2 separate regions of the Homo sapiens genome follow, and region 1 is linked to region 2. A link is an interaction called in ENCODE POLR2A ChIA-PET data of the cell type or tissue named here. Cell type or tissue: PC-9. All regions are shown on one strand. Links, peaks and the distances in the headings refer to the core of each region. The heading gives the core; the rest is flanking DNA.

Region 1 (11,660 bases), core at 6,020-10,019, 170 kb after region 2:
GGATGTTATCAACAGTTCCCATACCATCCAAGGAGACACAGGATCAATCTTCCAGGGTGTTTGCTTTTTGTCTCTGGCCAGGGCTACTGTCTTCTGATGGCTTGTGTGGGGCTGGAGGATCCCCTTCCCAGGCGGCTCATTTACATGGCTGTTGGCTGTTGGAGTAACAGAAGGTATGAAGAGAGAGAGGAAGGCAGAGAAGTATTTGGAGAAATATGAAATAAAAATGAGAAAGCATACGAAAAGATGCTCAATGTCATATGACATTAGGGAATTGCAAATCAAAGCAACAGTGAGGTGCCACTGCACATCTATCAAAACAGTTAAAATGCAAAATACTGGCAACACCAAGTGCTGATGAGGATGTGGAGCAACAGCAACCTTCATTCATTGCTGGTGAAAATGCAAAATTGTACACTCACTTTGCAAGACGATTTGGCAGCTTCATATGACATGAAATAGATTATCACCATATGATCCAGCAATTGCTAGATCGTAGATATTTACCCAATTGAGTTGAAAATTCATAGATATTTATCTAATTGAGTTGAAAACTTATGTCTACCTCCAAACCCCTGCACAAATATGTATAATAGCTTTTTCATACTCTCCCCAAACAGGAAGCAACCAAAATGTCCTTCAATAGAAGAGTGGATAATAAAACTGTGGTATATCCATACAATAGGATATTATTCAGTGGTGAAAATCATAAGTTATTTTGATGATTAATTTTATGTGTTTATTTGGCTGGGCCACAGTGCCCACATTTGTGGTCAAACATTATTCTGGATGCTGTGGTGATGGCGGTTTTGGATAAGAGTGACATTTAAATTGGTCAACTTGGAGTAAAGCAGATTGCCTTCCATAATGTTGGAGGACTCTGTTCAATCAGTTGAGGTTCTGAATAGAAGAAAAGACTGACCTCAGCCGGGCGCGGTGGCTCACGCCTGTAATCCCAGCACTTTGGGAGGCCAAGGCGGGCAGATCATGCGATCAAGAGATTGAGACCATCCTGGCCAACATAGTGAAACCCCGTCTCTACTAAAAAAAAAATACAAAAATTAGCGGGGCATGGTGGCGCATACCTGTAATCCCAGCTACTCCGGAGGCTGAGGCAGGAGAACGGCTTGAACCTGGGAGTCGGAGCTTGCAGTGAGCTGAGATTGCGCCACTGCACTCCAGCCTGGCGAGAGAGCGAGACTCCGTCTCAAAAAAAAAAAAGAAAAGAAAAGAAAAGAAAAAAAGACCTCCTCCAAGCAAGAGAGAATTCTGCCAGCAGAGGCCTTTGAACTTGAACTGTAACATCAGCAGGGTCTTCAGTCTGACAGCCTTCACGTGTCCCTATTTTATTTATTTATTTATTCTTTATTTGAGATGGAGCCTCACTCTGTCACCCAGGCTGGAGTGCAGTGGCATGATCTCCATTCACTGCAGCCTCTGCCTCCTGGGTTCAAGAGATTCTCCTGCCTCAGCCTCCCAAGAAGCAGGGATTACAGGCGTGTGCCAACACACCCAGCTGATTTTTGTATTTTTTGTAGAGATGGGGTTTCACCGTGTTGTCCAGGCTCAAATGCCTGACCTCAAGTGCCTGCCTCAGCCTCCTAAAGTGCTGGAATTACAGGCGTGAGCCACCACGCCTGGCCTCCAATTTTAAACTTACTACAAAGCTACAATAATTAAGACTATGTGCTACTGGCATGATAGACAAATAGATGAATAGAATAGAATTGAGAGTCCAGAAATAAACCTATACATTTCTGGTTAACTGATTTTCTATAAGGGTGCCAAGACCTTTTAATGGGGAAAGAATAGTAGGACAACTGGATATCCACAGGCAAAAGAATGAAGTTAGCCACCTAGCTCACGCTATGCAAAAAACACAACCAAACCAATCTCACAATAGATCATAGACCTAAAATGTAAGAACTAAAACTATAAAACTCTTAGAATAATGTATTTATTTGTTTACTTATTTCCTCTTGTCACTTTTCTGTGAACATATTTGTAATGGCTGCTGTGAAGGCACTATGTGCTAAGTCCAATATCTGGGCCCGTTCAAAAGCGATGTCTATGGCTGCATTCTCTTTTCCTGTGGATGGACCAGACTTTCCTTTTTGTTTGCATGTCATAATTTTTGTTGAAAAAATGTACTTTTAGGCCGAGCGCGGTGGCACACGCCTGTAATCCCAGCACTTTGGGAGGCCAAGGCAGGCAGATCACCTGAGGTCAGGAGTTCGAGACCAGCCTGGTCAACATGGTGAAACCCCATTTCTAGTAAAAATACAAAAAAATTAGCCAGGTGTGGTGGCACATGCCCATAATCCAAGCTACTCAGGAGGCTGAGGCAGGAGAATCGCTTGAACCTGGGAGGCGGAGGTTGCAGTGAGCTGAGATCGTGCCACCGCACTCTAGCCTGGGCAACAGAATGAGACACCCCTCTCAAAAATAAATAAATAAATAAATAAATAAACAAATAATATGTACTTTTATCCAGTTTCATCCATGTTGTTGAGAATGACAGAATTTTGTTCCTTTTATGGGTGAACAATATTCCATTGTGTATATATACCACATTTTCTTTACCTATTTATCCACTGATGGACACTTAGGTTGATCTCATATTTTGGCTATTGTGAATAGTACTGCAATAAATATGGGAGTGCATTTAGAAATATACTTAAATGAATCTAATGTTTTTATTACAATGTACTTTTTTTGTTTGTTTGTTTTTTGAGACAGCGAGTCTCTCTGTCGCCAGGCTACAGTGCTGTGGCATGATCTTGGCTCACTGCAACCTCTGCCTCCCGGGGTCAAGGGATTCTCCTGCCTCAGCCTCCCAAGTAGCTGGGATTACAGGCGTGCACCACCACGCCCAGCTAATTGTTGTATTTTTAGTAGAGACAGGGTTTCACTATATTGGCCAGGCTGGTCTCAAACTCCTGACCTTAGGTGATCTGCCCCCGCCTTGGCCTCTCAAAGTGCTGGGATTACAGGCGAGAGCCACCACTCTGGGCCAAAATGTACATTTTAGATAATACACTGTAGAAACTCTGGATGCCAGCCCTCTCTTAGGAGTCAATGTTGTTACTGTTTGGTTGGCCATTTCTTTTTTGGTTTAGTGACTTGACTGAATTAACTTTGTGAAGTGTATTTTCCTTGCAGTGTGTAGCCTGGAATGTCTGTTTTCTGATTTTTTTTCTTTTAAAAAAATCTAACAACTGGGCCTGGTGGCTCATGCTTGTAATCCCAGCATTTCTGGGGTTGAAGCAGGAGGATAGCTTGAGCCTAAGAGTTCAAGGTAGCAGAGAGCTATAATCATGCCATTGCACTCCAGCCTGGGTGATATAGCAATACCTTGTCTCAAAAAAAAAAAAAAATCTTTTAGCTTGGCTCTCTAGGGGTCACCCCCGGTCAGCACAACTCACTTATGGTCAAAATGACCATAAACCACTTATTGGTCAAAGTTTGTGCTTAAGTTCCAGATTTTTATCTTTACTAGTAGATACGTGTGTGGCCTGCAGACTGGCTACTGCACTTCAGTGAGTTTATGTTTTTGCTCATGTTCAGTCAGAGAATATGCTTCCCCATTTGCTGTATGTGCCTTTAGGATAATTTACAGATTTGAAATGATTGGGTTCTTAAAATAAATTTTTCTGGCCGGGTGCGGGGTGGCTCACATCTGTAATCCCAGCACTTTGGAAGGCCGAGGCAGGCGGATCACGAGGTCGGGAGTTCGAGACTAGCCTGGCCAGTATGGTGAAACCCTGTCTCTACTAAAAAAATAGAAAAATTAGCTGGATGTGGTGGCGCGTGCCTGTAATCCCAGCCACTCGGGAGGCTGAGGCAGGAGAATCACTTGAACCCACGAGTCGGATGTTGCAGTGAGCCGAGATCACGCCACTGCACTCCAGCCTGGAGACAGAGTGAGACTGCGTCTCAAAAGTAAATAAATAAATAAATTTTTCTAGTTAAATGGTTGTTTTGTTGGGGAATGGGTCTGCTGAGCTCCTTACACCACCATTTTGGAAATTGGTGGTGTATTTAAATTTTTTAAAATATCTTATTCCTATGGTTCCCTCCCCTTTGTCATATATTTGTTATATTTGTCTTTCTCCCTTTTTTCCCCCTGAAACAAGGTAACTAGTGGTTTGTCTTTTTTTTTTTTCCAAGACAGATTCTTGCTCTGTTGTCCAGGCTGGAGTGCAGTGTCCCGAACATGGCTCACTGCAACCTCTGCCTCTCAGGCTCAAGTGATCCACCATGCCCAGCTAGGTTTTTTGGTGTGTGTGTGTGTGTGTGTGTGTGTGTGTGTGTGTGTGTGTGTGTGTGTTTTGTTTTGTTTTATAGAGACAGGATCTCTCTATGTTGCCTAGGCTGGTCTTGAACTTCTGGGCTCAAGCAATTCTCCCATCTTGGCATCTCAAAGTGCTGGGATTGCAGGTGTGAGCCACTGTGCCAGGCTGTGTTTGTCTTTGTTAATAATAATAATTTTCACCGGGCATGGTGGCTCACACCTGTAAGCCAGCACTTTGGGAGGCTGAGGCAGGTGGATCACAAGGTCAACAGATCGAGACCATCCTGGCCAACATGGTGAAACCCCATCTCTACTAAAAATATAAAATATTAGCTGGGTGTGGTGGGGCCCACCTGTAGTCCCAGCTACTCGGGAGGCTGAGGCAGGAGGATCACTTGAATCCCGGAGGCTGATGTTGCAGTGAGCCGAGATTGCACCACTGCACTCCAGCCTGGCGACAGAGAGAGACTCCGTCTCAAAAATAATAATAATAATGATGTCTCATTTTATTACACTGTGCTCAGAGAATATTGTTTGTATATTTCTACTTTTTTTAAGGTACTGATGATTTCTTTGTGACCTAAGATATGATCATTTTTTGTAAATATTTTGTTTCTTTGGAAACGTGGTTTTTTTTTTTTCCAGGGGAATTTTTCTTGGTTGGTGTGTGTTATTTTGTTTTCAGATTTTTTAAAATATCAGCTCCATACGGATCTATTCATCTTCTTTCTATTCGTTTTTGTGGTATTGGATGGTTTACAAGATTCCTAGCTCAATAGCACACTGTTAGGTCAATATAGCAAAGTTCAGATGGTTTAGAAGCTTTTTATTTGTTTGTTTCGGTGTGGGGGTGGGTAGGGTTTTGTGTTCTCCCATTGCTTGGTTCTCTTCGGACCCTCAATTTCTCCCTTCTGCATTTTCCCACTTCACTTACTCAATTGCCCACGGATGCTTCTGGCCCATTTTAGCCCTTTTTTTTTTTTTTTTACCCCTCCCGCGGAATCAGTGGACTTTAACGACCTCCCCTTCCTATCGCACATACTTGTAAGCCCCTTCCCTGAGGTCTGAGCTCTGACTTCCCAGGACGTCTTCTTGGTATTTTCAGATTTTAGAATGTCGCAGTCTTTCTGATAGTTGCTCTCGACCAACCCCAGCCCGGATCGATACTCCTTTCTCCCCTCCTTCCCCAGCTTTTCTTGGCACAAAGCCTCGTGCCTGGGAGAGGCCGCAGCGCACGACGGCGTGCGGGGATATGGTCGCTTTCTTTTTATTTACATTTATCTTGAAGTTTGGACCTTCTCTGCTTTCAAGTTATGCCGACGCTGTGGTTTTGGCAGCGTTTTATTTTTCCTTTCTTGTTGTCTGGGGCTGTGTGGACAGCAAAAGTTGGCGGATGGGGACCCAGGCAGCCCCTTGGGCCTCAGGACCCGGAAGTCCCCCTGGCTGGCTTGTGACTTTTTAAGATGGAGTTCAGTTCATCAGCGTGACAGCTTTTCTTATTTTCTAACACGCGCGTTTGAGGTCATAAATTCCTCTCTAAGAATTACTAGTTGTGTCCTCCAACTTTGACAGACAATATTTTCTTTCTTTCTTTTTCTTTTTCTTTTTCTTTTTTTTTTTTTTTTTTTTTTTTTTTTTTTTTTTTGAGACGGAGTCTTGCTCTGTTACCCAGGCTGGAGCAGTGGCGCGACCTCCGCTCACTGCAACCTCCGCCTCCCGGGTTCACGCCATTCTCTTGCCTCACCCACCTGAGTAGTTGGGACTACAGGCGCCCGCCACCACGCCCGGCTTTTTGTATTTTCAGTAGAAACGGGGTTTCACTATGTTGGCCAGACTGGTCGCTAACTCCTGACCTTGTGATCCGCCTGCTTCGGCCTCCCAAAGTGCTGGGATTATCGGCGTGAGCCACCTCGCCCGGGTACATTTGATTAATTTTTAGGAAGATGTTCTGTGCGTGCTTTCCTGCCTTTGTTGGGTGCAGTGCCAGCTTATTCGTCCACTAGGTCAAATTTCTTCATCATATTCTTCATATCTTTTACTGCTTTGCTAACTTTTTTGCCTTGCATGTGCCATCATATCTACAATTATGATTGTGATTTGTTTTTCCGTGTGGTTCTGTTGATTTTACACACACACACACACAGACACACACACATGCGGTTTCTTGCTTATTGACTTTATTTTTAGGAGTAAACAAATTACTATATATTTTTTTCTTTACCTGGATTCTGGTTAGGTAATTATACACTTTTTTTTCTTCCTTCCTTCCCTCCCTCCCTTCTTTCTTTCTTCTCCTTCCTTTTTCCTTTTATTTTTCTCTTCCTGCCTCTTTCCTTTCCTTTATTTTCCCTCCCCTCCTTCCCCTCCTCTTCTTACCGACAGGATCTCCCTATGTTGCCCAGACCAGCACTACAGGTGCACACCACCACATCCGGCTGTATATTTTTAAAATCACTACATAAATTCTCTTTCTCCCTAGTTATGCTTTTTGTCCAAAGTTGTGTTTTTTTGTTTGTTTTTTGTTTTTTTTTTTTTTTGAGACAAGTTCTCACTCTGTCACCCAGGCTGGAGTGCAGTGGTACAATCTTGGCTCACCAAAACCTCTGCCTTCTAGGCTCAAGCGATTCTCCTGCCACAGCCTCCCAAGTAGCTGGGATTACAGGCATTCGCCACTACCACCCACCTAATTTTTGTATTTTTAGTAGAAATGGAATTTCACCATGTTGGCCAGGCTGGTCTTGAACTCCTGACCTCAAATGATCTACCTGCCTCGGCCTCCCAACGTGCTGGGATTACAGGCATAAGCCACCGCGCCCGGCCTAAAGTTGTTTTAATATATTAGTGTAGTTATCCCAGCTTTCTTTTAGTAATTGCATATTATTTTTTCTATCTTTATATTTTGAAATTTTTAATATTCTTATTTATTTATTTATTCATGTTTTAGAGACAGGGTCTTGCTGTGTCACCCAGGCTGGGTAGAATGGCATGATAATAGCTCACTGCAGCCTTGAACTCCTGGGCTCAAGTGATCCTCCCACCTCAGCCTCTTGAGTAGATAGGACTGCAGTCACGTGCCACCATGCCAGGCTAGTTTATTTTTGGTAGAGATGGGGCCTTGATGTATTGCCCAGGTTAGTCTCTAACTCCTGAACTCAAATGATCCTCCTGTCTCGGCCTCCAAAAAGTGCTGAGATTATAGGCGTGAGCCAATGGACCTGGCCATATATATATTTTTTGAGCTGGTAGTATGTTATTATGTTTTATGTGTATTCTTTTATATCCTTTTACGTGTATCCTTTATAGCATGCAATATTAATATATGATTTTACAAATTATATATACATTTACATGAATATAAATTTTATAAATAGTATATTAGTTAGCATAGAATAAATTTTGCTGTGATAATTGTAGCAGGCAGAATAATGGACTCCCAAAGATGGCTACATTTCACTTCCCAGACCTGAGAATATGTTATCTCACATGGCAAAAAAGACTTTGCAGATGGTTAAGGATCTTTTTTTGAGACCAAGTCTTGCTCTGTTGCCCAGACTGGAGTGCAATGGCATGATCTCAGCTCACTGCAACCTCCACCCCCAGGGCTCAAGCAATTCTCCTGCCTCAGCCTCCCGAGTAGTTAGGATTACAGGCATGCACCACCATGCCCCGCTAATTTTTGTATTTTTAGTAGAGGAGGGGTTTTGCCATGTTTACCAGGCTGGTCTTGAACTCCTGACCTCAGGTGATCTGCTCTCCTCTGCCTCCCACAATGCTGGGATTACAGGGGTAAGCCACCTCTCCCAGCCAAGTTAAGGATCTTGAGATGGGGAGATTATCTGGGCAGATTGAAGAGCCCAGTGAATCATGGGATTCTGAAAAGTGAAAGAGAAAGGCTGGGCATGGTGGCTCATGCCTGTAATCCCAGCATTCTGGGAGGCCAAGGCGGGTGGATCATGAGGTCAGGAGAACAAAACAAAACAAAAAAATTGCCAGGCATGGCGGCACATGCCTGTAGTCCCAGCTACTCGGGAGGCTGAGGCAGGAGAATTGCTTGAGCCCTGGAGGTGGAAGTTGCAGGGAGCCGGGATTGGGCCACTGCACTCCGGCCTGGGCAACACAGCGAGACTCCGTCTCAAAAAAAAAAAAAAAAAAAGTAAAAACAAATATTCTCCCCAGTGTGGGAGATCGGTGTCAGATCTCCAGGGGTGGCACTGAAGGAAATCAGCCTGAAGGCCCTCCCAAAGTTAAAGTGACTAGCCCACTCCCAGGCTTCTTTTTGGTACACCTTCCTGATCTCTAACCTTAATTACTGGGGGAGGAGGAGAACAGTTGAAAACACAGCTGGTCTAGGAGATTCATTCGGTTTCATGGAACACCTTCTCTGTGCAGGCAGCGTCCAGGAACAGCTGTAGACCACACAGCCAGGCTACCCAGCGTGTGGGCCCAGCAGCCAGGCTGGAACTCTATCTCTACTTACCAGCTGAGTGGCTGGCAGGAAGTTACTCAGCCTGTCGGTCAGCAACCCAAACTCTGTGTGTTAGTTGTTTGTTCGCTGACAAAATGAGGCTTCTCATCATTCTCATCAACTTCACGGGCTTGCTGTGAGGAACACGTGAGCTGATTCCATCACAGACTCCTCAGTAGGCAGCAGTAGGTGTTTAGTGAACGGGCTATGGATGCTGCCCCACTCACTACTTCCTTTCTAGGGGAGGCCGACTTCAAATGCGTGCACACACACAAACAGGATGGCCTGATGCAGACCAGCTGGTCTAGAAAGGCCTTCACGGCCTCAGGGAGCCTGGGAGGCGGCCTGGGGGAGACCATGAAACAGCAGATACACCAGAGACCAGAGATCAGAGAGAAAACAAAGGACCCAGAGATCCACAGACATCCAGACACCAGAGGCAACAAGAAACTGAGAGACTCAGAGGCCCACTGAGACCCAGGCAGCTTGTTCTGTGTTACGAGGGGAAAAATAAAATAAGAAACAAAAGAGAGACTCGGGGGGCCTCAGTGAAACCTAGAGACTCAAGGAGGCCAGGAGATTCAGAGACACCCATAGAGAGCCAGAGACCCTGCCCTAGCAAGGCACAATCAATGAAAAAAAACTCGCCCACCAGGCCCTCGCAGTCCGGGTCTCATATCCCGGCTCAGCACCTTGGCGCTGCATTTGTCAAGAGGGGAACAGGGATCCTAGCTCCCTGCCTGTCCTATGGGGCCTTAGGCCCTGGGGTCCAGCTGGCCTGCCTTCACCCCTCTTGTAGTTGATGAAGCTTTGGAGAGGCTTTCAAACCCTGGGGAGCCACAGCTGGGTGCCGACTGGACTCACTGGCAGAGAGGCAGGCGGTGAAGGCCAAGCCTCGCCCCCCAGGAAGGCCCTGATTGGTGGACGGGCTGCTTTGGGCAGGGCCGCCCTCAGGCTATATAAGCGCACTCGCGGCGGCGTTGGTGTTATGCTCTGGGCCATTCCTGAGCTCGGGTAAGGCTCGCTGCAGGAGGAGGCTGGGTTGCTTGCGGGCGCCTAGATGGAGGGGCCCAGATTGGCCCTGGGGTGGTCGACCGCACGTTCTCCTCGGCCCCGTGGTTGGCTTCTCTCTCTCAGGGATGAGGGTGGGTTTAGGACGGGAGCTTGAAATGTTTGAAGTGGCCCCATCAACTTGCTCTAAATCCAGGTATTTTTCTAATTTCATTCCTCCCTGAGGGCCTCAGTTTCCCCTCGGTGTAAGGGATCAGTGGCCCTTTCAACTCTGCTTTGGTGAGGGGTCGGGGGTGGTTGTGAGTTGGGGCCTAGAGGAGCAGTTAAACTCTTGGGTTTTTTTTTTCTTTTTTTTTGGCCAGGCGCAGTGGCTCACGCCTGCAATCCCAGCACTTTGGGAGGTCAGGAGTGTGAGACCAGCCTGGCCAACACGGTGAAACCCTGTCTCTACCAAAAAAATACAAAAAAAATTAGCCGGGCGTGGTGGCATGGCGCATGCCTGTAATCCCAGCTACTCGGGAGGCTCAGGCTGGAGAATCAGTTGAACCCGGGAGGCGGAGGTTGCAGTGAGCCGAGATCGCGCCACTGCACTCCAGTCTGGGCGACAGAGAGAGACTGTGTCTCAAAACAAACAAACAAAAACCAAAAAACCTCTTGGGGTTTTGGAGACCAAGGGCTTCACTTTTAACCGGCTGTTAGGCCTCAGCTTCAGTTTCCTCGTTTGACGACCGGTCTGAGTTAAACTTACCTCCTTACCAGGATGGAATAAGATAAGGCCCTTAAGCACAGCCCCAGGCACTTAGGAAGCCCTCAGCGGTGCTTGTTGCTGCTGTTACTCTGGCCTGTCCTGGGGTGCCAGGAGGAGGGTGAGGGTGCCACACCCTCACCTATAGCAACTCTTTGCTTCTTTTCTGGCCTCCCCACTCTTGTTGCATCCCGGCTGCCTTCTGTTCTGAGCCCCCAAGTCTCTGCACCCACCCCTCCACCGTCCTGGCCCCTGTCACCACCCTCTTGATTTGTGAGCATCACGGGGGTACATGCTAAGTCCTGAGCCTCCTTTCTCTACAGGTCACCCTGCCCCATCTCCATCTCCTATGAGATGAGTGACTCCCAAGACCCCACCACTTCCCCTGTAGTTACCACCCAGGTAGAGCTGGGGGGCTGCAGCCGGCAAGGTGGGGGCAATGGGTTCCTCCGTTTTCGCCAGCACCAGGAGGTCCAGGCCTTCCTCAGCCTTCTGGGTGAGTTTGGAGGGCTGGCACGGGAGGGGCCGTGAGGTCAAGTGTGAAAGCAGATGTGAAGTGTGGGGTCTCACCTGCCTGTACAGACATCTGAGACCTCTGACCCTCTCCCTCTCAGGTATCCCAGCTTAGGCAGGTGGGAGGGGTGTCCTCTCAGAAACTGGATTCAGGGCCAGGCACCGTGAGTCATACCTATAATCCCAACATTTTGGGAGGCTGAAATGGGAGTATCACTTCAGGCCAGGAGTTCAAGACCAGCCTGGTCAACATAGTGAGACTCCATTTCTATTTATATTAAGAAAGAGAGAGAGAAAGAGAAAAAGGGAGAAAAAGAGAAAGAGAGAGAGGGTTCAGTGGTGGCTTGGGCTTTGGAGCTTCTGATGCCACTCTTCTCCATGGAGGTGGTGGTAACCTGCGTCCTGTCATGTCTTCTCTACCCTCAGAGGACAGTTTTGTCCAGGAATTCCTCTCCAAAGACCCCTGCTTCCAGATTTCAGATAAGGTGAGGGAGTACAGGCTGGGGGTCTCTTGAGGGTCAGGTTGAGTTGGTGGGAATTGAGTGCCCTGGTCTGGTAGGGAGAGCCACTCACCTTCCATCCTTACCCCCTCATCTTTGCACACCACTTCCCACCATTTTACTGACTTTCTT
Region 2 (16,344 bases), core at 950-4,949:
CCAGTAAGTGGAGCCAGAGACAAGGAAAGGGGTTAGGGGTTGTCCACACCTGGTGCAGGGCGTCTGCCTTGTCTGTGTGCTTCTGCCGGCTTCGCTGGGCGGCTGCCCGGTTCTTCTGCTTCTTCAGCTGCCTTTGTTGCTCCTTGGGGTCCTGTGGGGCATGAGGCAGAGGACTCAGGGGGCCCAGCCAGGCCTTGTGCCCTCCGTCCTGGCCCGCCATTTGTAAAGCCAAGTCTTTCCCCTTGAGTCAAGTTCCCAAGGGTCTTTTATCTCCCAGAAGCTCCCTTGGCACCCACACCCCCTATAGCAGGCACTGCACACCTTGTTGGAACGCCAGCCTCACCCCTGTGTCCTGCTCACCGCTCATGTGGAGGGTGGGAGGGCAAGCAGGGAAGATGGGAAGCCTGAGATTCAAACTCAGACAGAGCCAACTTCAAACCCCACATTCTTTTTTCCTTTTTTTTTGAGACAGAGTCTCACTCTGTTGCCCAGGCTGGAGTAGTGCAGCGGCTCTATCTTGGCTCACTGCAAACTCTGACTCCCGGGTTCAAGCAATTCTCCTGCCTCGGCCTCCCAAGTAGCTGGGACTACAGGCACCTGCCACCATTCCTGGCCAATTTTTGTATTTTTAGTAGAGATGGGGTTTCCTCATGTTGGCCAGGCTCATCTCAAACTGGTCTTGAACTCCTGACCTCAGGTGATTCACCAGCCTCGGCCTCCCAAAGTGCTGGGATTACAGGTGTGAGCCACCGTGCCCAGCCGAGCCCCATATTCTTGAACCCAATCGCCCCATCCCTGCAATGGAAGCACCACAGCAGAGGGTTAAAGCCCATGCGGCAGGCAGCCCAGAGCCGGCGTGCCATAAAGCTCAGCTTCCATTCTTCTCATTGCCATGATTTCCACACCAAGGTGTGAACTTTCCTAACTGTGAGCTCCATGAGGGCAGATGTGGTTCTCTGTGCTCATGCCCAGCTCAAGCCCAAAGCAGATATTCACTTACTCAACAAACATGTATAAGCACCTACTATGTTCCAGGCAGTAAGCTAGAGGGACATGATAGCAAACAAAATACACACAAATCCCTGCCCTGAAATTGCTCACATTGTAGTGGGGTGGTAGCGAAGGATGAATGAATGAAGGGTTTATTCCGGTGGAAGAGTGGACTCAAAGGTTGTGACCACCTTGTACCCTGGGATCAATGAAACTTAGATAAAATATTTTACCCAAATGTCCAGAGCTCTGCAAAGTCAGAGCAAGAGGGACTGTTGGAGAGCTCACAGCCCAGCCCCCGCCCCCAAGTCTCTCTGGGGTATGTGTTTTGAGGGTAAGGACCTCAGGCAAGGCCCTGGCCGCCCTGGCTGCAGATTCTGAATGCTCCTAGGCTCCTGCTCCATATGCTCCCTTGGGCCATGTCCACAGCGGGCTCACTGTAGACACTGGGGCACCAAGAAACTAAAGGCTGAGACAGGACCCACGGTGAGTGAAGGGGGCTCCTGTGAGATAAGCAGAGCCTCCAAGGGAAACCATGGCCCAGGGAATTTATTTATTATTTTACTTTATTTTATTTTATTTTATTTTATTGAGACAGAGTCTCTGTCGCCCAGGCTGGAGTGCAGTGGCGTGATCTTGGCTCACTGCGACCTCCGCCTCCCAGGTTCAAGTGATTCTCCTGCCTCAGCCTCCTGAGAAGCTGGGATTACAGGCATGTGCCTCCACCACGCCCAGCTAATTTTTCTATTTTTAATAGAGACGGGGTTTCACCATGTTGGCCAGGATGGTCTCGATCTCCTGACCTCAGGTGATCTGCCCGCCTCAGCCTCCCAAAGTGCTGGGATTACAGGTGTGAGCCACTGAGCCCGGCCTATTTTATTTTATTGAGACAGAGTCTCTCTCTGTCACCCAGGCTGGAGTGCAGTGACATGAGCTCAGCTTACTGCAACCTCCATCTCCCGGGTTCAAGCAACTTTCCTGCCTCAGCCTCTCGAGTAGCTGAGACTACAGACGTGCCCTGCCACACCTGGCTAATTTTTGTATTTCTAGTAGAGACGGGGTTTCGCCATGTTGGCCAGGCTGATCTTGAACTCCTAACCTCATGTTATCTGCCGGCCTCAGACTCCCAAGGGGCTGGGATTACAGGCATGAGCCGGCCTGGGTTATTTGGAGAAGGAAGGAAAGGCTGCTGTGAGTGTAGTGAGGGGGGACCAGGTACGTTAGGAGAGAGCAAGTACACAGAGGCCAAGTTCTAAACCGAAGGCTGGATCTGCAATGTGAGAGCTGGAAACAACTCATTCCAATCCAATCCCGACTTCGGGGGAGGAAAGTGAGACCCAGAGAGGGGCATGCAGAGCCCTCTGTCACACTGCTCAGAGTATAGAGCTGGGACTAGGAGCTCCCGACTGCAGCCCTCACTGCCTGGGCACTGAGGACGGGATCCCAGCTCCCCTTCTCATCCCCGATCCCCAATCCCCTGTACTCACTGTCTGGGTCAGCAGCCCATTGCCCCCACAGAGGTGCATGGCTTAGGCGGGGGAGCAGAGTGGTCCCTCAGCAGCTGTGACTTCCCAGTGCCCTCTGGAGGCCTAAGGAAGTGGCAGCTCTTTAAATCCCCAGTGGCCACTCCGCCCCCAGAGGGCCAAGTTTCAGTTTCTCCTAAAGCCACCAGCTGCTCAGAATCCCTGGCTCAGGCTTGCTCACGTGGCTAGAATTTCCTAACATGAACTGGCCTTCCGGTTGGGCCCCTTCTCTGGAAAGAGGATGGTGGAGGGTGGAGAGGAGGGAAGACCAAAGGCCAGGTATGAGGAGGGTGTTCTAGGGGAGGGAGGACAGGCGGCCAGGGACTGAGATGAGAGAAGAAGCCAGTGGGGACCGATGCTCATGTGGGGTAGAGAGAGCCCTTGAGCTCTGGAATTGGGGGAACTCTGGATCACAGCACACATTGGAGCTGTCCAACTTTCAGAAAGTGACTCTCCTTCTCTGAGCCCTAGTTTTCTCATCTGGAGGATGGTACAACTACCCACTCCCAGGCTCATTGCAGGAACTAAGCCAGATAATACAACCACCCCCAAACCTTCTGAGACCACTATGGAAGCATGTCTGCAAAATTAAGCAATGGCTGTTGGATAGAACAGATGGATACATTACTGTTTTCATACAACAGACCATGAAGCAGTGGAAAGATTGATGTCCAGTGGTTAGGAGCCCAGCTTCCAAGCTATGTGACTTGGGTTCGTAATTTCATCTGTGTTTCTGTTTCCAAATCTGTAAAGTGGGGATAAAAACAATTTTGTTAGGCCAGATGCAGTGGTTCATGCCTGTAATCCAAGTACTCTGGGAGGCCAAGGCAGGAGGATTACTTGAGCTCAGGAGTTTGAGACCAGCCTGGGCAACATAGCAAGACCTTATCTATATTAAAAATAAAAAAAATAACTGGGCATGGTGGCACACACCTGTATTCCCAGTTACTCAGGAGGCTGAGATGAGAGGATCACTTGAGCCCAGGAGTTCAAGGCTGCAGTGAGCTATAATCTTGCCACTGCACTCCAGCCTGGGCAATAGAGCAAGACCTTGTTTCAAAAAAATTAATTAATTAAAAATTAAAAAATAAAGACCTAGCAAACCCTGAAGCCCCGGGCATACCTGCATGCTTGTTGTATCTCTAAGAGGGACACTTGGATGGGGCATCTGTTTGGGGGCCAGAGGGGCCAGTAATTCCTGTCCAAGAACAGCATGCATGCAGTATGTAGAGTCCTATGGTCTGGTGACTAGAGCATCTTGGAGTTGTACCTGAGACCTGAGGGCTCATGGCTGATGATGTGGTATCACAAGAATGGCAAATACAGATATGATCTTCTGATAGGTGATGGTGGCTGGAATGTTGTTTTAAAGAGTTCATGGACACCTCTGAGCTTAGTAAAAAAGAGTACTGCAGTTGATTAGCAATGTCTGCCACACCATGATCGATTAGTGATGCCTGTTATGGGCAGAGGTGTGGAGAGTGCAGTCCCCTGCTATCCCTAGAACCAGGCATAAAACAAGTCTGGGTTTCAGAGACAAAAGACTTGACTCTCCATCCTGGCACTCCACTCACCCAGTTTATCACCTGGAGCCTCAGTGTCTTCAAAGATATGCTGGTGATCACAAAGAAATGATACCTATTTGACAGTTGTTTTGAAGATGGGAAAGAATGAGATGAGAAGAAAGCTCTTGGGATATTGTAAAGTACTATGTGGCAAGGATTCCCCCTCCTGAAATTTGTGGTGTCATATTCTGGATTCTAAGATTATTAATGCAGGCTCCTAATTTAAAATGCCTGGGTGGGTGAGATTGGGCATAAGAGCTGGGCCTTGCCCTCCTAGCTTCTGAGGGGCCTGGGAGCAGAGGCGGAAGTGGGATGCCCCACGCAGTGAGGCCATCCCTGTTTCTCTGAATTATTGTTTCCTGGAAACCAGGAAGGCTGGGGCGTCTTGCCTGAGGCAGGCACCTGAAGGGCTCATTAAGCCAGCCCATGAGCTCCCCTGGGAGGATCTGCAGGCACCTTGTGCATGATGTGACTACGAAGAAACACCCGTGTGTGCTTGTGTGTGTGTGTGTGTGTGTGGAGGGGCTAGGCCTGAGTGTCCCACTCCAGATCCCAGCCCCTGCCCCAGACCCCCAGTCTTTCTTCTCCAGACCCTGGCTTCTGGCAGAGGTGAGACAGCAGGTGTAGCTCTTCCCAGAACACCACAGCCCTGGGAGAAGACCAAAGAAGGCAGCGTTTATGGCTCCCTGAGGAGGCAGCTGGGAGAGGGAGTGGCAGGGAGGGAGGGAGGTAGGGTGGGTAATGTTTAACTAGGAATGGCTGTGGGAGACTTCTCCCAGGCTGGTGGGACCATCCAATCTGACCTCGCCTTAGACGGTGTCTCAGTCAGCTCAGGCTGCTATAATGCAATACCAGAAACTGAGTGGCTTAATGACAGCCTTTTATTTCTCGCAGTTCTGAGGGCTGAGAAATCCAAGAGCAAGGTGCTGGTAGGTTTGGCTCCTGGCAAGGCCTCTTCCTGGCTGGAAGATGGTGGCACTCTTGCCGTATTCTCACACGGTCTCTCTGCCTTCTTATAAAGACACTCATCCCATTGTAGGGTCCCACCCTCACAACCTTATCTAAGCCTAATTACCTCCTGAAGGCCCCACCTCCAAATACCATCTTACCAAGGGTTGGCACTTCAGTGTGTGAGTTTGGGGGGGGAACACAAACTTTCAGTTCATAAAAGAGGGTGAGGAAACTAATGCCCAGAGGGGCAAGGTCACTCCACGGGAGGGGCAGAGCTGCAGGGAGAACACAACCTCTCTCTTCTAGGCCTCAGTCCTGCTCCACACTCTGCTTGGAAAGGCCTGGTCCATTAGTCCAGAGCCAGCAGCCCCAGTGGGTGGAGGGTTGGAGGCCTCCCAAATACCACAGCTACCAATGAGCTCCTACATGGCAGGACTGGTTCTTTGAAGGATCCCCAGTGCTTCAAACACTGCCTTCACGTAATAGATGCTCAATTAATGAATTAATTAATTAAAGTCCAGCAGGCAGCTTGCCACCCAGGAACCCCAAAACTTTCCTGAGGAAAGAAACTTTTCACTCATTCCCATAGGACCTGCCCTGGGTTCCTGGTGGGCTCCCCCCAACCAACTTCATCATTTCACCAATGAATAAACTGAATTATAGGGAAGAGAAAGTCACACCACTGTTTTGGGAGAAGCCAGAATGCCCTGAAGCCCTGTCCCTTTTTTTTTTTTTTTTTGAGACGGAGTCCCACTCTGTCACCCAGGCTAGAGTACAGTGGCACAATCTTGGCTCACTGCAACCTCTGTCTCCAGGGTTCCAGTGATTCACCTGCCTCAGCCTCCCAAGTAGCTGGAATTACAGGTGTACGCCACCACACCCACCTAATTTTTTGTATTTTTAGTAGAGATGGGGTTTCACCATGTTGGCCAGGCTGATCTCGAACTCCTGACCTCAAGTGATCTGCCAGCCTCAGCCTCCCAAAGTGCTGGGATTACAGGCGTGAGCCATTGCACGCGGCCTGTTTTTTGTTTTTTGTTTTGAGACAGAGTCTTGCTCTGTCTCCCAGGCTGGAGTGCGGTGGTGCGATCTCGGCTCACTGCAACCTCCGCCTCCCAGGTTCAAGTGATTCTCCTGCCTCAGCCTCCCAAGTAGCTGGGATTACAGGTGTGTGCCACCATGCCCAGCTAATTTTTGCATTTTTAGTAGAGACGGGGTTTCACCATGTTGGCCTGGCTGGTCTCAACCTTAGGTGATCCGCCAGCCTTGGCCTCCCAAAGTGCTGGGATTATAGGCGTGAGCCACCGTGCCTGGCCAATGGGGATAATAATAGAAGGATTTAAGTAATTTATGTAAAGGGCTTAGAACAGTGCACAGCCCACAGTTAAGTCACATAAACATCTGTTAAACTTAACAAAGGCACTCAATACATATCTGATTAATTTTTATTCACGTAACAACAGGCTTGTGTTTCCCTCCCTCCCTCCCTCCTTTCTCTCTCTCTCTCTCTTTCTTTCTTTCTTTCTTTCTTTCTTTCTTTCTTTCGATGGAGTCTTGCTCTGTACCCAGGCTAAAGTGCAGTGGTGGGATCTCAGCTCACTGCAATCTCTGCCTCCTGGGTTCAAGCGATTCTCCTGGCTCAGCCTCCTAAGTAGCTGGGACTATAGGCAGGCACCACCACACCCAGCAAAATTTTTGTATTTTTAGCAGAGACGGGGTTTCTCCACATTGGCCAGGCTAGTCTCCAACTCCTGGCCTCAAGTGATCCACCTGCCTCGGCCTCCCAAAGTGCTGGGATTACAGGCGTAAGCCACCGCACCCAGCCTTTTTTTTTTTTTTTTGAGACAGGATTTTGCTCTTGTCACCCAGGCTGGAGTACAGTGGCGCGATCTTGCCTCACTGCAAACTCCGCCTCCTGGGTTCAAGCAATTATCCTGCCTCAGCCTCCTGAGTAGCTGGGATTACAGATATGCAACACCACGCCCAGCTAATTTTTGTATTTTTAGTAGAGACAGGGTTTCACCATGTTGGCCAGGCTGTTCTTGAACTCCTGACCTCATGATCCTCCCGCCTCAGCCTCCCAAAATGCTGGGATTACATGCATCAGCCACTGCACCCGGCCGTAAGTGAAGTATTCTCCATGCAGCTGCTCATGAAACCTTCACCAGGAGGCAGCAGATATCTGTGTTAGAGGAGTCTCTCTCCCTTATTAGATGATCTAAGTTAAGTTACTACCAAGTCTAGAGTGCACCAGCTTCAGACACGAGGCCCAAACGATGTCATCAGGAGTCAAACTCTTACTCTATTTGCTGTCCTCCAGGCTGGCTACATTCTCAGGCAGAGCCCGGTCATGGGAGTAGGATGGCCACCAGAAACACCAGCTTCACAGCAACCCAGGGCAGGCACATCCCCAGCCCCTCCCACTTTCCCAGTAGCTCCAACAAAAGTCCCAGGCCTGGCCTTCCTTGGTCTGGCTTGGGTCATGTGCCTATTCCTGACATCAATCACTGTGACCAGGTGAGATTGGCAAGGGCAGGGCCTCAAGCCCATCCTGGAGCCCAGGGTTGGGGTGAGCCCCATCTAAACCATAAGGACTAGGGGTGAAGAAGGGGCAGTTCCCCAGGGCATCGGGGTACTGTTGGCAAAAGAAGGGTGAGTAGATGCCAGCTGATCCCACAACCTCAGCTCAGCTTCCGACATGAGGAAGCTGCCACTCAGCAGCACGTCCCGGGCTCTGGTCACCTCCCCAGGTAGATGGACTCCAATTCCCCCGTATCTCTGATACTAAGCCCGGCACTCTTCCTGTCCATTATTTCACACTGCTCAAGATGCGGAGGAAGGTCCCAGCAGTCAAGGACCCGTGGACAGGAAAGCAAGGGCTTGCCAAAGGATGATTCCAGATGTACTGAATGCTGGGCAGGGACAGGGGAAGCCACATCATGGAGACTCCCCAGGGCGTGGGGAGAGAAGAACAGACTTTTGCTTTCAGCACATTGTGCATACCACATTTCAGCGCTCATTAAAGATGGAGTCTGGGCAGGGCACGGTGGCTCACACCTGTAATCCCAGGACTTCGGGAGGCTGAGGTTGGCAAATTAAGAGTTCGAGACCAGCCTGGCCTACCTGGTGAAACCCTGTCTCTACTAAAAATACAAAAATTAGCCAGGCATGGTGGCACACACCTGTATTCCCAGCTACTCAGGAGGTTGAGGCAGGAGATTCGCTGAACCTGGGAGGCGGAAGTTGCAGTGAGCCGAGATTGCGCCATTGCACTCCAGCCTGGACAACAGAGAGATACTCTGTGTCAAAAAATAAAAATGAAAAAAGTTGGAGTCTGCAACTAGCTGGGCCTCCCAGGAACTAAGTGACTTCCCCTGGGCTCTATGGGGCTCTTCACTGCCCGGTCCTCGGTGCACCTTCCCACGCTCACTCCCCTCCCCAACCCCCAGTCCTGCTGGCCCTTTGCCACCTCCAATGCCTTGAGCTTCTGAGTCTCTGCCATTCCTTTAATGTACTTACACATCTTTCTGGGAAGCGGTCTGGAACTTCTGGAAATGGGAAGGCAGTATAAATTATAAACAGCTGAGCTCTGAAGAGTCTGAGAGCATCCCAGGGCTTTGTTTGTTTGCAAATGGCAGTTGCAACCATAGCTCCTAGATTTTCCCAGGCGGTTCAAGCCCCGGAAAGACCAGGGTTCAAATCCTCGCTCTGTCCTGCTACTGTGTGAGCTTGGACAAGGCCCTTGGTTTCTCTGGGTTCTCATTGTCCTTGTCTGTAAAATGGTGATAATTCCCTCACTTTGCCAGGGCTGCCATGATGACTGAAACAAAGTATGGAAAGTGGTCACCAGTGACCTCAGAAAGGATAAGTCCCTCGCTCTTGTCCTAGTTACCCCTAAAGACGGGAGGGCCTCATGTGGAGGCTGGTGCCGGGAACTGGCCAGCCGAGCTCACGGAGCAAGGGACTGGAGGGCTGGCTGGTGTGCAGTGGGGTGGGAAATGAAGCCCAACCCAGACTAGCTAGCGACTCAAAATGCAACAGACAAGGCAGTGCTGCCCTTGGCAGAACCAGCACCAAGGATAGCACCAAGGATAGCACCAAGGGTGCAGGAGAGCTTTTGCCATGCAAGTCAGCAGTCAGTCACAGCCAGAGGACTCCAGAGATTCTCCAGTTTGTTTTGCAACTGGGGAAACTGAGGCCTGGCAAGAAGAGGGGAACTGGCCAAGTACAAGGAGGCGGCAGAAACAGGCAGACCCAGGTTCTGCTGCAGCCTCCATGTTCTTTTCTCATCTTATTCCTCGCTGATCCAGAAAACATCTCGGGGCCTGGAGTGGAAATAACAGGGGCACAGGACACCCTTAGACGGCAGGGAGCATTTGTACCTGTTGCTGGTCTGCAGGAGCAGGACTGATTCCCAGAGGCCCCAGACCAGGGTCCCAGGAGCTGGAAAGGGGGCCCCATCTAGAAGAAAGTCTGGGGATGGGGTCCTCTGGAGAACTGAGTTCACCTGCAGCTCACGTTCACCAAGCTTCGAGGTCTCAGACAGCCTTGTGCCCTCTCTGGACCTGTTTCCTCATGTGTAAAATGAAGGAACTTAAGCAGGTGCCCCGTGGCTCACACCTATAATCCCAGCATTTTGGGAAGCCAAGGCAGGAGGATTACTTGAGCCCAGGAGTTCGAGACCAACCTGGGCAACACAGCAAGACCCCATCTCTACCAAACAAACAAACAAACAAACAAACCCAAAAACGAAAACAAAAATTAGCTGGGCATGGTGGCATGAGCCTGTAGTACCAGCTACTCAGGAGGCTGAGGTGGGAGGATCACTTGAGCCTGGGAGGCAGAGGTTGCAGTGAACTGAGATCACATCACTGCACTCCAGCCTGGGCAACAGAGTGAGACCCTGTCTCAAAATAAATAAAATAAAATGAAGGAACTTGACAATGACTTCTCAGGGTCCTTCTTGCTGTGCTGGAGGCCGGGGCCTGCCTGTGCCTCTTGGGAGGCCTTTTTCTAAACAAGGGACTAGCAATGAACCGAGGCTGGTGCTGCAGACAGAGACCTGGGTGCCTCCCCCAGCACTGCCATCTGCCTTCCACTACAGGGCTCAGTCTTCCCTTCCCACCACCCGTCAGGAAGCAGTACCTATGAGATGCCCTTTTTTTTTTGAGACAGAGTCTCGCTCTGTTGCCCTGGCTGGAGTGCAGTGGCGCAATCTCAGCTCACTGTAACCCCTGTCTCCCGAGTTCAAGCAATTCTTCTGCCTCAGCCTCCCGAGTAGCTAGGATTACAGGTGCCCAGCACCATGCCCTGCACCACACCCAGCTAGTTTTTGTATTTTTAGTAGAGATGGGGTTTCGCCATGTTGGTCAGGGTGGTCTCAAACTCCTGACCTCAGGTAATCCACCTGCCTCAGCTTCCCAAAGTGCTGGGATTACAGGCATGAGCCACCGTGCCCAGCCAAGATGCCTTTTTTGATTTGGGCCTGGTGTGGGAGTTGGAATCTGTGGGGATCTCAGAGAGCGGGAGCCGGGTCTGCCTCAGTTTGGGGGGCTGAGAAACCTGATGGTAAGAACAAGGCTGGTGAAGCCCTGCTGCTTCCTGTCCGTGTGAGCAGCTAGAAAGCAATTCACAAACCTCTATCCTTATTTCTATCACGCAGCAACTATTTCCTGAGCATCTCTTATGTGGCAGGCCCTGCTCTAGGTGCTGGGAGACATCTGTTTTTTAAAAAAAGATCCAAATCCTGCCCTTGTGAAATTTCCATCCTAGGGAGGAGCAGGGAGACGATAATTACATTAAGTGAATTATCTAGTCTGGTGGGAGTCCACAGGTACCAAGGGGAAAAGAGAGCTAGGTAAGGGCCATGGGGAGTGTGGGGTAGGGGATTTCACATGTAAATAGCGGGGTCAGACTGAGCCTCGTTGAGATATTTGAACAAAAAAAAATTGTTTCTGACATTGGACTTTTGAGCAAAGAATTAAAGACGAGAGAGCCGTGACAGTGAGGTACCGGCTGGGGTCGGGGGGCAGAGTGGTGTAGTGGACTCCTGGGACTGGCAGGGTCCAGGGAGCAAGAGATTGGGGTGGAGGCCACGGGCCATTCATGCAGGGGCTCATAGGCCAGTGAGAACCTTGGGCTTTTACTCTGAAAGATACAGAGAGCACCAGAGAGCTCTGAGCAGAGGAGAACATGATCTGATGCATAGGTTAAAAGGGTCCCTGGTCGGGCTTGGTGGCTCACACCTGTAATCCCAGCACTTTGGGAGGCCGAGGCAGAAGGATCACTTGAGGTCAGGAGTTCGAGACCAGCCTGGCCAACATGATGAAAACCCACCTCTGTAAAAAATACAAAAATTAGCCGGACGTAGTGGTGCATGCTTGGAAGGCTGAGGTGGGAGGATCACTTGAACCCAGGAGGTAGTGGCTGCAGTGAGCCGAGATTGCACCACTGAGCAAGACTCTGTCTCAAAATAAATAAATAGGCTGGGCATGGTAGCTCACACCTGTAATCCCAGCACTTTGGGAGGCAGATGTGAGCAGATCACCAGAGGTCAGGAGTTCGAGACCAGCCTGGCCAACATGGCGAAACCCTGTCTCTACTAAAAACACAAAAATTAGCTGGGTATGGTGGTGGATGCCTGTAATCCCAGCTACTCGGGAGGCTGAGGCAGAAGAATCGCTTGAACCCAGAAGGCAGAGGTTGCAGTGAGTCGAGATCACGCCACTGCACTCCAGCCTAGGTGACAGAGTGAGATTCCATCTCAAAATAATAATAATAATGATAACAAATAAAAATAAAAAATAAAAAGGTTGGCCAGGCGCAGTGGCTCATGCCTGTAATCCCAGCACTTTGGGAGGCCGAGGTAGGTGGATCACCTGAGGTCAGGAATTCGAGACCAGCCTGGCCAACATGATGAAACCCCATCTCTACTAAAAATACAAAAATTAGCCAGACATGGTGGCTCATGCCTGTAGTCCCAGCTACTCTGGAAGCTGCGGCACAAGAATCATTTGAACCCAAGAGGCGGAGGTTGCAGTGAGCCAAGATCACGTCACTGCACTCCAGCCTGGGTGACAGAGTAAGACTCTGTCTCAATAAATAAATAATTAATTAATTAAATAAAAAAGGGTCCCTGTGCCTTGGAGCAGGGGAGCAGGGAAGCCGGTCAGGAGGCTGCTGCAGCGATCCAGGTGAGTGGGTGGGGGGGTCTGTCATGCGGAGAGAAGAGTGGTACCTGCCTCTTAGGTTCCGGAGTGAGGGCACAGCAGGACACGGGCAACCAGGGGCAGCAGCTGCGCTCCTGCGTTCATTCACCAGGCCTGGCCCCATGGAGGCAAGAAGCATCTAGCACAGCTTTGCTCCTGAGGGGCCACAGGCAACAGGTGAGGTGTACGAGCACATGGCTGTTGGAAGATCTCAGATTTTCAAGTCCTTTCTACCTCCTAAGGTTCTGGAAAAGCTTGCAGATGTCATGTGCCTTTGCGTGGTGAATAACACCTCCTTTTGTCATCTGGAGTTGGAGAGGATGCCTCTGCTGCCTCCCACACAGGCAGCTGGGCTAAGACCTGTAATGCAGATGCTTGAACACTCTGACTTGTCTTATGAGGCATGCAGCAGTGGCATGCAGGATGTACACACCCACTGAATCATCACTGACCAGCACTGAGGACCTGGCTGCCTTTGGATATGTAAAACCTACATAGGCTGAGCACAGCAGCTCACGCCTGTAATCCCAGCACTTTGGGAGGCCGAGCTGGGTGGATCACTTGAACCCAGGAGTTCAAGACCAGCCTGGCCAACATGGTGAAACCCTATCTCTTCTAAAAATACAAAAATTAGCCAGGCATGGTGGTGCATGCCTGTAATCCCAGCTACTCGGGAGGCTGAGGCAGGAGAATCGCTTGAACCCGGTAGGTGGAGGTTGCGGTGAGCCAAGATTGCGCCACTGCACTCCAGCCTGGGTGACAGAGTGAGACTGTCTAGAAAAAAAAAAAAAACCTGCCGGAAGATTAGCAGTGGGAGGGCAGAACTATGGTCTGTATGCAGTTGCCATCTCTGTGCTTCCAGTTCTTTGCTTATTAATTAGTAGGACAAAACCTACACTTGGGTAAGCTGCCAGCACGTGCTTGCTGGTGCCTCTGTCACAGGCATGTGGTCCAAAAAATAAGACTGGCATCCTAGATTGTCTTATCAGAGAGGGAAAACAGGTTTTCTGTCTTCTCATTAAAACTGTAACTTTATTATAAACAATCTAATATAAACAATGTAGGTTAAAAGAATTAAATAGGCCAGACATGGTGGCTCACGCCTGTAATCCCAATGCTTTGGGAGGCCAAGGTGGGGAGATCACTTAAACCTAGGATTTTGAGGTTAGCCTGGGCAACAAGGTGACCCAAACCCTGCACTCCAGCATGGGCCTGGGGTCCTGGCCTTGCCAATCTCACCTGGTCACAGTGATTGATGTCAGGAATAGGCACATGACCCAAGCCAGACCAAGGAAGGACAGGCCTGGGAGTTTTGTTGGAGTTACTGGGAAAGTGACAGGGTCTGGGGATGTGCCCCCCTGGGGTGATACTAAGCTGGTGTTTCTGGTGGCCGTCCTACTCCCATGAGCGGGTTCTGCCTGAGAATGTAGCCAGCCCGGAGGACAGCAGATAGAGGAAGAGTCTGACTCCCAATGACATCGTTTGGGCCTCATGTCTGAAGCTGGTGCACTCTAGACTTGGTAGTAATTTAACTTAGATCATCTATAAGGGAAAGAGACTCCTCTAACACAGATATCTGCCGCCTCCCGGTGAAGGTTTCATGAGCAGCTGCATGAAGAATACTTCACTTGCTGCAACACTGCAGAAAAATAAGGCAAGTCCACAGAGGGCAACAAATGACAGTGAAGGGTTAAACAGGAAAACTAAGAATCCAGAGAACCCAATTTCCCATCTCTTCGTGAGACTCCTTTATAAGTGTAAGAAATCTGGAGCAATTTACACCAGATATAAGTGCTGCTTCTCACACATGAACACAATCATAACTTGCTCCTTCTTTTTCTTAATTTTCTTTTGAGACAGTCTCATTCTGTCTCATACAGGCTGGAGTGCAGTGGCGCAATCTCGGCTCACTGCAACCTCCGCTGCCGCCCACCACCCCCAGGGTTCAAGTGATTCTCGTGCCTCAGCCTCCCAAGTAGCTGGGACTACAGGTGTGCGTGACCACACCCGGCCAATTTTTTGTATTTTTAGTAGAGATGAGGTTTTGCCATGTTGGCCAGGCTGGTCTCAAACTCTTGGCCTCAAGTGATCCACCCAGCTCGGCCTCCCAAAGCACTGGGATTACAGGCGTGAGCCACCGTGCCCAGCCTCATCATTATTTAAGAAAAAAAAAATTAAAAATAAAAAAAAATAGCTGGGCATGGTGGCATGTGCCTGTGGTCCCAGCTACTTGGGATGGTGAGGTGGGAGGATCATGTGAGCCTGGGAGGACGAGGCTGCAGTGAGCTGTGATCATGCCACTGCACTTCAGCCTAGATGACAGAACGAGACCCTGTCTCAAAAAAAAAAAAAAAAACACACACACACACACACACACAGAAACTGTGTGTCTAGAGCAAACTTAAAAATAAATATTTAGATAAATAAATAAATAAATAAATAAATAAATAAATAAAATACTTGGGTATACTCCTTGCTAATGCTTAATGGCCAGCAGTTCTAATTTAAGCAGAGTCTTCTCCCCTGGCCTTTTTTCCTTCTGGTTCCAGAATATAGAATTCTGTTACTTTTCTTATTATTATAAAGGTAATCCATGAAATATAATGGCTGATTAAAATGATTTACTTTTTAAAATTAAAACTATAATGCCAAATTTTCAGGCCCGGCACAGTGGGTCATGCCTGTAATCCCAGTACTTTGGGAGGTCAAGATGGGAGGATTGCTTGGGGCCCAGAGTTTGAGATCAGTCTGGGCAACACGGCAAAACCCAGTCTCTACAAAAAATACAAAAATTAGCTGCGTGTGGTGGCACAGAACTTTAGTCCCAGCTACTCAGATGGCTGAGATGGGAGGATCACCTGAGCCCAGGGAAATCAAGGCTGCAGTGAGCCGTGATTGTGCCACTTCACTTCAGCCTGGGTGATAGAGTGAGAACCTGTCTCAAAAATAATAATAATAATAATAATAATAATAATAATAATGTGAGACCCTGTCTTAAAAATAATAATAATGCCAAATTTTTCTTTCTAGACGTTGGGTAAACATGCCTTGTTAAAAGGCTGTAGATCTCTATCCTCAAGTTACAAGCCACTTACTCGGCCCTAAGAAGTTTCCCCTTCAAAAGCAGGTTTCACAGATGTCACGATTTGGGTATTTTAATTTCACGATTCTTTCTTGTGAAAAAAAAATATATATATATATTCATATTCACAATTATATATAACTACAGCTCTATACATCTTCTTTCCTAGTTTTCTTCCAAAGGTATTTCCCAAAGATTTTATTTAAGAGTGCTCTTCTGCTCCTCTGCTTGAAAGTAAAAAAAAAAGAAAGAAAAAAAGCCAGGTGCATTGGCTCTTGCCTGTAATCTCAGCACTTTGGGAGGCCGAGGTGGATGACTTGAGGTCAGGAGTTTGAGACCAGCCTGACAAACATGGTGAAACCCCGTCTCTACTAAAAATACACAATTAGCCAGGTGTGGTGGTGCACACCTGTAATCCCAGTTACTTGGGAGGCTGAGGCAGGAGAATCGCTTGAACCTGGGAGATGGAGGTTGCAGTGAGCCGAGATTTTGCCATTGCACTCCAACCTGGGCAACAAGAGCAAAACTTCGTCTCAAAAAAAAAAAAAAGAAAAAAAAAGAGCTCTCCTCCTTTCCATGAGGCAAATGAAAACACAGCTCGTAATGAGGCCCCTTACTTGTCTTTAAATGCCTCTCCACCCAATTTCTAGCTACAGTCAGTTCTTCAAAAGTTAAACACAGGCCAAGTGGGGTGGCTCATGCCTGTAATCCCAGCACTTTGGAAGTCTGAGGTGAGAGGATCACCTAAGCACAGGAGTTCAAGACCAGCCCGGGTAACACAGCGAGACCCTCGTCTCTACAAAAAATTTAAAAAATTAGCCGGGCTTGATGGCATGCACCTGTAGTCCCAGCTACTCAGGAGACTGACGTGGGAGGACTGCTTGAGGCTGCAGTGAGCCATGATTGTGCCACTGCACTCCAGCCTGGGTGACAGAGTGAGACCCTGTCTCTAAAATATGTTTAAAAAGTTAAACATAGTTGGCCGGGCGCGGTGGCTCACGCCTGTAATCCCAGCACTTTGGGAG

The links. ChIA-PET counts read pairs that join two places held together with the same protein. Peaks named below come from ENCODE experiments on the same cell type or tissue, not always from the same donor. Only the 100,000 strongest peaks of a DNase experiment are listed, where the experiment ranks them.
Region 1: POLR2A ChIA-PET joins it to region 2 with 15 read pairs; 3 of 35 experiments call an interaction of 5 or more read pairs at or near these places.

What each region holds. Positions count from the first base shown.
Region 1 is chr11:65,160,489-65,172,148 of GRCh38, forward strand. SPDYC (speedy/RINGO cell cycle regulator family member C) reads left to right here and starts at 9,745. Exons shown (of 7, transcript NM_001008778.3): 1 at 9,745-9,773; 2 at 10,839-11,011; 3 at 11,455-11,513. The coding sequence starts at 10,870. In PC-9, for the core only: no CTCF peak of the experiment used is centred there; no DNase peak of the experiment used is centred there.
Region 2 is chr11:64,994,399-65,010,742 of GRCh38, forward strand. It overlaps BATF2 (basic leucine zipper ATF-like transcription factor 2), which reads right to left and starts at 2,573. Exons shown (of 3, transcript NM_138456.4): 1 at 2,478-2,573; 2 at 50-151. The coding sequence starts at 2,516. RefSeq lists enhancers at 1,972-2,472, 12,042-13,241 and a cis regulatory region at 3,717-4,855. In PC-9, for the core only: a CTCF peak has its summit at 2,519; DNase peaks (open chromatin) are centred at 2,613 and 3,853.